Linked DNA regions of Homo sapiens: region 1 is linked to region 2. A link is an interaction called in ENCODE POLR2A ChIA-PET data of the cell type or tissue named here. Cell type or tissue: MCF 10A. All regions are shown on one strand. Each heading gives the region's core, and the rest is flanking DNA. Links, peaks and the distances in the headings are about the cores only. Region 1 overlaps INTS6 (integrator complex subunit 6). Region 2 overlaps WDFY2 (WD repeat and FYVE domain containing 2).

What was found. Peaks named below come from ENCODE experiments on the same cell type or tissue, not always from the same donor. Only the 100,000 strongest peaks of a DNase experiment are listed, where the experiment ranks them.
Region 1: POLR2A ChIA-PET joins it to region 2 with 5 read pairs; 24 of 35 experiments call an interaction of 5 or more read pairs at or near these places.

The regions. Positions count from the first base shown.
Region 1 is chr13:51,441,948-51,447,335 of GRCh38, reverse strand. The region is part of intron 3 of INTS6 (integrator complex subunit 6); the gene reads left to right. Among named protein-coding and RNA genes, the nearest start is that of INTS6, 8.4 kb to the left of the region's middle. In MCF 10A, for the core only: a CTCF peak has its summit at 2,239 (motif pointing left); no DNase peak of the experiment used is centred there.
Region 2 is chr13:51,629,174-51,634,561 of GRCh38, reverse strand. All of the region lies in intron 1 of WDFY2 (WD repeat and FYVE domain containing 2), which reads right to left. Among named protein-coding and RNA genes, the nearest start is that of WDFY2, 47 kb to the right of the region's middle. In MCF 10A, for the core only: no CTCF peak of the experiment used is centred there; a DNase peak (open chromatin) is centred at 3,231.

The DNA of each region.
Region 1 (5,388 bases), core at 129-5,128, 190 kb after region 2:
TTACCTAAATAGTACCCATTTAATAGGTAGTGTGAAATACAGGCTTCTTTTTGAAGGCTGGCAGGTGAAGTAGTGAGAACTCCATTTCCATTTGGGTGCTTGGTTTCTCTTAGATTATCAACAAATGTATGAATAAGAGTTTGATATTTATTAAGCTATAGACATCTTTTCAAATGAAAGTAAGTTAATTACTATACCTGAAATACTGCTGTGTTGAATATAAACTGGAAACACAATGATGAATAGTATTTTGTAAATTTTTTAATTCCTTTAATTAAAATTTTTTTTTAAATTGTGGTAAGAAACACCTAACAAAATTTACCATCTTAACCATCTTTAAGTGTGCAGTTCAGTAGTGTTAAGTATATTCATATTGCTGTGCAACCAATATCCAGAACTTTTTTATCTTGCAAAATTGAAACTCTATATCAAGTAACTCCCAGTCCCTGGAAACCTCTATTCTACTTTCTGTTTTTATGAATTTGTCTACTCTGGATATCACAGTTAAGTGAAATCATACAGTATTTGCCTTTTTAGATGGGCTCATTTCACTTAGCATAATGTTCTCAACATTCATTTATATTTTAGCATGTCAGGATTTTTTCATCCTTTTTAAGGCTGAATAATACTCTATTGTATGTACCACATTTTGCTTATCCACATATCCATTGATAGTCACTTGGGTTGCTTCCACTTCTTGGCTGTTGTGAATAATGCTGCAATGAACATGGTTGTGTAAGTAACTTTTTGAGATCCTGCTTCCAGTTCTTTTGGATATATACCCTGAAATGAAATGACAGGATCATATTGTAATTCCATTTTAAATTTTTTGAGGAAGTACCATACTGTTTTTCATAGCAGTTGTACCATTTTACGTTCCTACCAACAGTGCACGAGGGTTACACTTTCTTTATATCTTCACTAACACAATTTTCTGTTTTACTTTGACATTAGCCATCCTATTGGGTGTGAGGTCGTATCTCATTGTGGTTTTTATTTACATTTTCCTAATAATTATTTATGTTAAGCATCAACATACGCTTGTTGGCCATTTGTACACTGTCTTTCGAGAAATGTTCATTCAAGTCCTTTGCCCGTTTTAAAATTGTTTTTTGTTGTTGAGCTTTAGGATTTCTTTATATTTTCTGGATATTAATCCCTTATCAGATAAATGATTTGCAAATATTTTCTCCCATTATGTAGTTTGCTTTTATACTCTGTTGTTTCTTCAGTGCACAAAATTTTTATTTTTGTATGGTCCAGTTACATATTTTTACTTTTATTGCCTGTGCCTTTGGTGTCATCCACAAAATCATTGCTAAATCCAATGTCACTGAAGCTTTTCTCCTGTGTTTTAAGAGTTTTATAGCTTTAGATCTTCTGTTTAGATCTTTAATCTATTTTGAATTAATTTTTGTATATGGTATAAGGTAAGGGTCCAACTTCATTCTTTTGCATGTGGATATCCAGTTTTTCCACCACCATGTTGAAGAGACTTGCCCTTTCCCATTTGAATGGTCTCTGCAAATCCCTGAACTTTTGAGCCTCAATAATTTTTGTTGGTGGAGAGGGCACTCTCCTGTCAAACTTGCTTAAATGTTTTTTCCCCATCTTTATTGTGTAAAAGAAGAGCAGTGGCTAGAAATGTGAGAATTGGAATCCCAATCTTGGCCTCGCCATTGAATTATTATGTAACATTGAGCATTCACATTACTATTTTGAGCCTCTGCTACTTCTTATTCCAAGTTGGCAATAATGAAGCCATTGTACCTTTAATATAGAATTGTTGAGAGGTTTAAATGGGATGATATATTTAAAATGTACCTTATTAGGATGTCTCACTAGACAAAAGCATCCTTTTCCTCCAAAAGATTAGTATGTTTACCTCTAGTTTTCTATTTTTTTCAGCTTTAATTTTGAAATTAAAATTATAAAAATCTTCAAAGCTGATTATTACATGCTTTAAACATCTATTAGTATCACGAAGTATATGTTTTTCTTTGGGCTTTGTATTGTATCCCAGAAAAGCAGGTGTGAAAGAAAATTAATATAACTTGGCCAAAGTTGTCTCAGTGGCATTTAATAAGCATAGGATGATGTTTTTAAAGAAGTGTTAAAACAATTTAAATAATTTAGCAGATAAGTCAGAAAGTCATTCTTTTGCAAGAATACTTATGTGAAAAAAGCACATGCCTTAGGATTCTTTCAAATAGGGAGCTCCCCCTAGTGCGTTTTAGATGAGATTTACACAAGTTTGATTTGCAGGGAACCTTTTAGGAGCACATATGTTGGGTAAATCAAGGGATAGTTTAATAAGATTTAACTGAGCTCAAAGTAGTACAAAATGGATATGATTTATTTCCTATAGAGCATTAATTTAATGGTGGTATAATTTAAATGAGAAGGAATATCCCCAAACCCAGATTTTATTTTCTTTTAAAACATTTGCAAAATATTTCTTCAGAATTTTATACTCTAAAACTGTTTTCTAAAAGAAAAAATTCTCCAGTCATGATCTGAAAAAAAAAAAAAAAAGAAAAATGAAAAACACTATCCTAAGGATGTTATTGCATTCTTTTTTTTTTTGGGATAGAGTTTCACTCTTGTTGCCCAGGCTGGAGTGCAATGGCGTGATCTTGGCTCACTGCAACCTCTGCCTCCCGGGTTCAAGCCATTCTCCTGCTTCAGCCTCCTGAGTAGCTGGGATTACAGGCTCCCGCCACCACCCTCGGCTAATTTTTGTATTTTTGGTAGAGACGGGGTTTCGCCATGTTGGCCAGGCTGGTCTGAAACTCCTGACCTCAGGTGATCCGCCCACCTCGGCCTCCCAAAGTGCTGGGATTTACAGGCGTGAGCCACCGCCCCTGGCCATTATTGCATTCTTAATTAGAAATTGTTCAAAACAAATCTTAAATACAAAAGTCAAAAATAGGCCGGGTGCCATGGCTCACACCTGTAATCCCAACACTTTGGGAGGCTAAAGCAGGTGGATCACTTGAGGTCAGGAGTTTGAGACCAGCCTAGACAATGTGGTGAAACCCCATCTCTACTAAAAAAAAAAAAAAAAAAAAAAAAAAAAAAAATTAGCTGGGGGGTGGTGGCATGTGCCTGTAGTCCTAGCTACTCAGGACTCCTGGAGTCCTGGTTGGAGGATTGCTTGAACCCCGGAGGTGGAGGTTGCAGTGAGCTGAGATGGTGCCACTGCACTCCAACTTGGGCAATAGGCTGTCTCAAAAAAACAAAACAAAACAAAAACAAACAAAAAACCAAATAATATATTCTACTTTAAAGAGCATTTTACTTTCTTTCGATATAGGAGAATATCGATAATTATGTATTATATACAGCTGGAAATTAAAAGATCAGGAACAAATCTAATATTTGACATCATTGGACTTATTTGTGTATTTTGAATTAAGGTCATTTGTGGTCAAAATTAGTTAAAAGGATTGTTTATTTAGTCATGTTCATGTCATAGATTTCTACAAAGAGATTATATAGTATTTTATAGCTTGAAATGTTTCTCAAATATATAAAATGATTTTTGGCCATAATAACCTTGACTCAGATTTATACTCTACAATTAAATTAGTCTTGGTGGACTTTTCTTGTTTTTTGGGGCTTTTTAATTTTAAAAATGTTTAGATACAAAGTCTCTCTGTGTTACCCAGGCTGGTCTTGAACTCCTGGGCTCAAGCAGTCTTTCCACCACGCCTTCGGAGTAGCTGGGACTGCAGGCTCTTGCCATTGTACTCAGCTTAAAAAAGTAATTTCCTTATATAAACTTTATTTTTGTTTAGTCTTACTATTAGTCTATAAAAGTTTACCATGGTTGCCAGACTTTAAACAAAATACTAAATTTTTAAAAAATTTTGTTTTGGTTTGTATTTTCTGATCTCTAACATTTTTATTGAGATGTAACTTAAATAAACAAATCTGAAGTGTGAAGCTTAGTGAATTTTAAAATATACACTCTTAAAAAAATTGAACATTTGCATCTACTGACAAGTTTTCATTAAACTTTCTGTGTTTTATTATTATTTTCATAGGGCTTTAGAATGGAAGTGATTTTAGAAGTTTACTCAATTTTCCTCATTTTGTAGGTGAAGAAAAGGCATAGAAAGGTTCAGAGGCTTAATTTCTTCACATTTATGAAATATTTTTAAAAATTGTAATTGGTGATAGAACAGTTATGGAGATTTTATTAAGGATTTGTATATTATTTAATAACATTTTATTTAAATGTATAAGCAGTGGATCTGAGTTGCTTTCTTCAGTTTTGTGTATAGTTCTGTAATGCAGTATGATTTCTTTCAGTTCTTGTTTGAAAGCTAAGCTTTTCATTTTGTCTCTGTTACATTTAGTCTTTCTTGTAACATTCTATCTAAATACTGTTTGTTACAAAATTAGCTTTAGTTGGATTCCTTCCTCCCTTTGTTTGGCAGAAAGTAAATGAATTTAGGGCAGCGGTCCCCAGCCTCTTTGGCACCAGGCTGGTTTTGTGGAAGACAGTTTTTCCATGGATTGGTAGAGGTGGTTGGGATGGTTTCAGATGAAACTTTTCCACCTCAGGTCATCAGGCGTTAGAGTCTCATAGGAGCGCATAACCTAGACCCCTTGCATGCACAGTTCACAACAGGGTTTGTGCTCCTATGAGAATCTAATGCTGCTGCTGATCTAACAGGAGGCGGAGCCCCAACGGTAATGCTCACTTGCCCACTGCTCACCTTCTGCTGTGCCACCCATTCCTGATGGGGTCCAGGGGTTGGGGACCCCGATCTAGGGGATAAACCAGGAAAGACTTCTTAGAGGTAGTAGCATCTGAAGAATAAAAGTTTACTGAGAACCCAGAACCCTTGCAGGTTAGGGGGCAATGCAGAGTGAAGATCATGATCAATGGCCAGATGCGATGGTTCATGCCTAGTAATCCCAGCACTTTGGGAGGCTGAGGTGGGTGGATCACCTGAGGTCAGATGTTCGAGACCAGCCTGGCCAACATGGTGAAACTAAAAATACAAAAATTAGCTGGGCATGGTGGCGGGCGCCTGTAATCCCAGCTACAGGCACCCTCAGGAAGCTGAGGCAGGAAAATCGCTTGAACCCAGGAGGCAAAGGTTGCAGTGAGCTGAGATTGCGCCATTGCACTCCAGCCTGGGCGACAAGAACGAAACTTCATCTCAAAAAAAAAAAAAAATCATGGTCAAAAACATAGGAGAGGCTGTCCCTGTGGCTCACACCTGTAATCCCAGCACTTTGGGAGGTTGAAGAGGGAGGATCACTAGAGGCCAGGAGTTCAAGACCAGCCTGGCCAACCTGGTAAAACTCCATCTCTGCCAAAAACACAAATATTAGCCAGGCATGGTGGTGCACGCCTGCAATCCCAGCTAC
Region 2 (5,388 bases), core at 208-5,207:
CTGGGATTACAGGCGTGAGCCATTGCACCTGGCTGCCTTTTCCAATCTTAGTGCTAACAAGTATTATAAATTTACAAAAGCTTAATTGACTCTTACCTGGATTCATGATATATTTTTAAATCTTTGTGTATTAAAAGGCTAAAGTACTACTTTTCCTTAGGTTTGGTAAATATATATTGAGTATTTATCATGAATCAGGTCTAGTACTAGGAATACAAAGAGGGTAAAAATGGGTTCCTGGCCCTCACAGAACTCACAGAGTAAGATTTTCATCCACTACTTCTGAAAAAAAAAAAACACTTCTAGGGCTTTGCAAGACTACACTATCAGTTCTTGGTTGTTAAAGCCCTGTAATAATTCAAATAACTCTCATAAAGCCAAGCTCAGTTTTAATGACCTGAGAATTATTTAATCTTTACAATGGTCCTCTAAATTGGGATTATCCTCATGTCCATTTTGGAGCTGATGAACTGAGGCAAAAAGAAGTTAAGTAATTTAGGTAAGTAATTAATTTAACCTCTTAGAAATTAATCAAAGGAGCCAGAATTCAAACCCAGGCAACCTGTCTCCAAACATCATGCTCTTAACAACGATTCTCTCCTGTCACTGAAGAAAGACTAAAATAGTGTGGCACTGCACCAGATTAAACAGAATGACCAATGGGAAAGAACTGAAAGCTCAGAAACAGACCAAAGTATATATACTAACTAGCATATTAAAAATTTATTAAAAATCATAGGGGGACAAATGAATTACACAATAAAAGGTGCTGCCCTATTTATTTATTTGGTTCTAAAAACTTCAGGTGGTTTAAAGAATTACCTGTGATGGTCTAGAATCAAGATGATGCATGTGACTCCCTCCCCTCATCACTTCTTGCTAAAATGATCCAACTAATTCAGGAGAAAAAAAGTCTCCACCACTGACTGGCTACTTCATAAGTGACCCATCCACAAAAGTGACCCCTTGAGAAGAGCTAACAGGAATAATTTAGCAAACAGCAGAGTGAGCGGAGAGGCCAATTAGCAGCCAGTTCCCAGAACACCCACAACAAAACTGCTGCCATTCATCAATTATTTAGATCCAGATACCCTACTAAGTGCCTTAAGCCGTTAACAAATTTCAATATTATTATACACACGAGTAAACTGGGGCTCAGAAGTTGAACAAGATGACCAATGTTATACAGTTCTCAAGTAGCACAACCAAGATTGGAACACAAAGGCGATCAGACTCAAGTTTAAACTCTTAATCACTCCACTACACATGGGGTGGCCAAGTCCACCAGGATCCCCACTTCAGAGCCTACTGACAGCTCCAGGGTTGGAGCAGAGGCTGGAGGCCAGGCCAGTGCTGGAGCAGCAGCCATGCTGGTTGGAGTTTCTGCCTGGATGCCTAGGCCAGGCAGCTATTCAGGGGGAAGGGAAACTACCCCAGCGGGCCAGAAGCTGCCAAGGCAGACACAAAAGGAACACTGTTCCTGAACAAAGACAAAGTCTGCCCTGCAGTTGTCTCCCACTGCCTACAGCTTCAACCCTGCCCCACACAAACTATTAGAACTCTAAGCTGCAGATAAAAAAAATCACAGTAAATCTAACGTTTTTCCCTATTTTTGCCTGGAATGAAAAGAACTGAATAATGACCTACACAACCTCTGACAAAGCATATTTCAGTTACCAATAATGAACAAATTAGACCTACTTGGCAGATGAGTGAACAGAGAAGCTAGCAAACTAGACAGGGGAAAGACCCAGTATTTTAGGTGAAGTGAAAATGTTTGAATAATTAGGGTAACTGCTAGAAACAAGACAAGTTTGTACATTTAAAAATTTTTAAGATTGCACATTTTAAAATTTTCTCAGTGAGATTTAAACTTTTTTATCTGTATCATTGATTACAAAAGTTATTATGAAGAGAGATGAAAAAGGAGCAATAGGACATAGCAAATGAAAGTAAAAAGCAAAATGGGTAGCCTAAAGAAGAGATGCACTGAAATGCAGACTGGCTCCTGCATAAAACCAAACGGGAACCTGAAAGACCTGCTCCACGAAATCTCCCAGAAAGCACAAGAAAACAAGGAAAAATGGGAAATTATGACTGAAAAATATAGCACCTGAATGGTAGAAGATCAAATCTGTGTCTAATAGGTATTTCAGAAAGAGAAAACAGAAGAAATAATATTTAAGTAAAGAAAAAGTAATAAATAATGGGAAAAAAAACAGAACTCAAAATGAGTTTTTTAGAATATAATTATTCATTCAGAGCTTGGCAAAATTAATCACAAAAGAACCATGCTCATCCTAGGAGAGCTTTGGAATGTCAGAGAGAAAAAGAGTCCAATAGACATCCGCTCCTCCACCAAGATTAAAAAAATAAAAAGGAACATGAATGAGATGAACACTGGGTTTCTCATCTACCATACTAAGTGTTAAAAGACAATGGAGTAAGATTTATAGGACTCTGAAAAGATAAGTCTATGACACACAAATTCTAAATTTAGATGAATTATCAATACTATAATTATCATTACTATAACATAGAAGAAATACATTAATAAACAGGGGAATCAAAAATATACTTTCCACATACCTTATCTGTAGAAATATTCTTAAGGAAGGGAGGATATATAATCAACTGAAAAAATAGAATAAAAAACTCAAGAAAGTAAAAGATAAATAGAAGTATAAGAGAAACAGCAGTGAGCAATAAAGCTAACAAAGCTAGAGAGGTCTAGGCTGGCCACAGTGGCTCACGCCTGTAATCCCAGCACTTTGGGAGGCTGAGATGGGAGGACTGCTTGAGCCCCACAGTTCAAAACCAGCCTGGGCAACATGGCAAGATCCTCGTCTAAATAATGCGTGTCAATGTTGAAATCATAATGCAAATTATGCTTTCAACATTGTAAGTTGAAAGCATGCTTGAAGGAGCATAATGTAAAAAAAATGAACAAATGTTTCTCATTATTTCAACAAAATTTAGACGGTAAGGAGAAGAAAAGAAAATGTGCTGAAGTGATCACATGGCTTAGGAGAACTCCATAGATACTGTTCTAATGATAAACAAGTAAGTTCAAATTTTAATTACCCACAAGAAGAACAAAAATTGGACATATAACTTCCAAGTCACAGAGAATTGTTTTCCTTCTTTTTAAATTTTTTTTTTTTTTTTTTAGAGACAGGATCTTGCTTCATCTCCCAGGCTGCAGTGCGATGACACCATCATGGCTCACTGCTGACTGAAATTCCTGATCTCAAGTGATCCTCCCACCTCAGTCTCTCAAGTAGCTGAGACTACAGGCACAAGCCACCACACCCAGCTGATTTTTACATTTTTTGTAGAGACGGATTTCTCCATCTTGCCCAGGCTGGTCTTGAACTCCTGGGCTCAAGTGATCCTCCCGCCTCGGCCTCCCAAAGTGCTGGGATTACAGGCGTGAGCCACCATGCCCAGCTTGTTTTCTTTCCTTAAAAAACAGAAAAGCTTGCTGGGCATGGTGGCTCACGCCTGTAATCCCAGTACTTTGGGAGGCCGAGATGGGTGGATCACCTGAGGTCAGGAGTTCGAGACTAGCCTGGCCAACATGGTGAAACCCCGTCTGTACTAAAAATACAGAAAATTAGCTGGGCGTGGTGGCACACACCTGTAATCCCAGCTACTTGGGAGGCTGAGGCAGGAGAATCGCTTAAATCCAGGAGGCAGGGGTTGCAGTGACCCGAGATAGCGCCACTGCACTCCAGCCTGGGTGACAAGAGCAAAAAACTCTGTCTCAAAAAAGAGAAACTAAAAAAAAAAAAGAAAAACTTGAAAAAAAAAATTTCAGTGAAAGCTAAACAATCAGCATAATAACTTGAAAACATAACACAAAAAGCCAAGGGTAAGACCAAACATTCAGTAAACGCTAATGGGTTAAATACCCCTATAAAAGAGAAACCCCTCATCAACTGGGTGAAAGAACAAAATACCACCCATCTGACTGGGTTATTAAATGAGGCAATGTGTGCAAAAGTGCCACACGTATAGTTGTTCAAAAAGTATGCATAAAGAAAGAAAGAATGTTGCGGGCACTGTGGTGACCCAAACATAAAAAAAAAAAAAGAAAGAAAGGGAACTCTACCAGTTTAAAACACCAAAAAAATTCACTAAAATAATAATTTTTTAAAGTCTTATGATGAGCTGACAGGAAAATAAAACAAATCATCAGAAAACAAAAACAAAGTATATAGTCTGTGACTCAGAAATTCCACTTACAGAAATCTACTCTACATTCACATGCTATAAAAGTAAGAAATCGTACATGGGAATAAATAAGAAATTTAGGACAGCTTTCTCAGTTTAAGATGATTTGGGCTGCAAATAACAATACCTAACCTCAGTGATTTAAAGAAAACAGGGTCTGACTTAAAACAAAATGACTAGAAGGTAGTTCCAGGTTGATTCAGTAACTCAATGTCTTTAATGGCTAAGGCTCCATATTTCTGCTCTATCACTGTTAATGTGCTGGAGATATTATGTTAAGTGAACATAAGGTTTATAAGACTGTGTATATAAAATGATTTTAACTATACTAAGATCAAAGAAGAAGTAGTTAGGAAACATATTAATGTTTGCTAACATTAGTGGTTGCTCCAAGATTGTGGGATCATGAGTGGTTTCATACCTCCTGCTTCACATACTGTTTTTGTACTTTCAATATTTTTCAGATGTAATACATCTATAAACCAAAAAAAAAAAAAAAGAAAAGAAAGAAAGAAAAGAAAAAAAAATCAAAGAACTAAAGAGAACCGTTACTGAAGAAAACAAAAAGCCTCAATCACCCCTTGGCCACAGTGACATAGCTACTTTCTCCTTGTTTTCCAATTAGAATTATTTCAACTTGATTTGTTTATGAGGTTTTTAAATTCTCCATGACACACACAGTAGTTTTGTATAAAAAGGAAGCTCATGATGTTATTAATGATTATCCTCTATGTAGAGTGCAATGCTTGTACAGAACAGTTCACAGAGTATTTCACACACCTTTATTTCATTTATATTACTGAATACAACCCTTATAAATAAATAGAGAAAACTAAAAAATAGGTAAATAGACCATTTTGTAGTGAGGAACCTCTTCCAAAGTCATATTAAATTGAGAAATTTAAAATCAACCCAAATAACATCCTCTTTTCATATACCATGCTTCATAAACATAATACTAAAACAAACACATGGTTATATCAATTGCCAAAGACTTAAAATTCTTTTAGGTATCTAATTAATACCAGTAACCATCTGCATTCCTAAATCTACTGTAATCTATCTACATGAACGTTTAGAGACCAAAGCAGGCTAGGGAGAAACCCACACTATCCACTTGGTGTGCTTCATGGTCTTCCTCTGTTAGCCTTC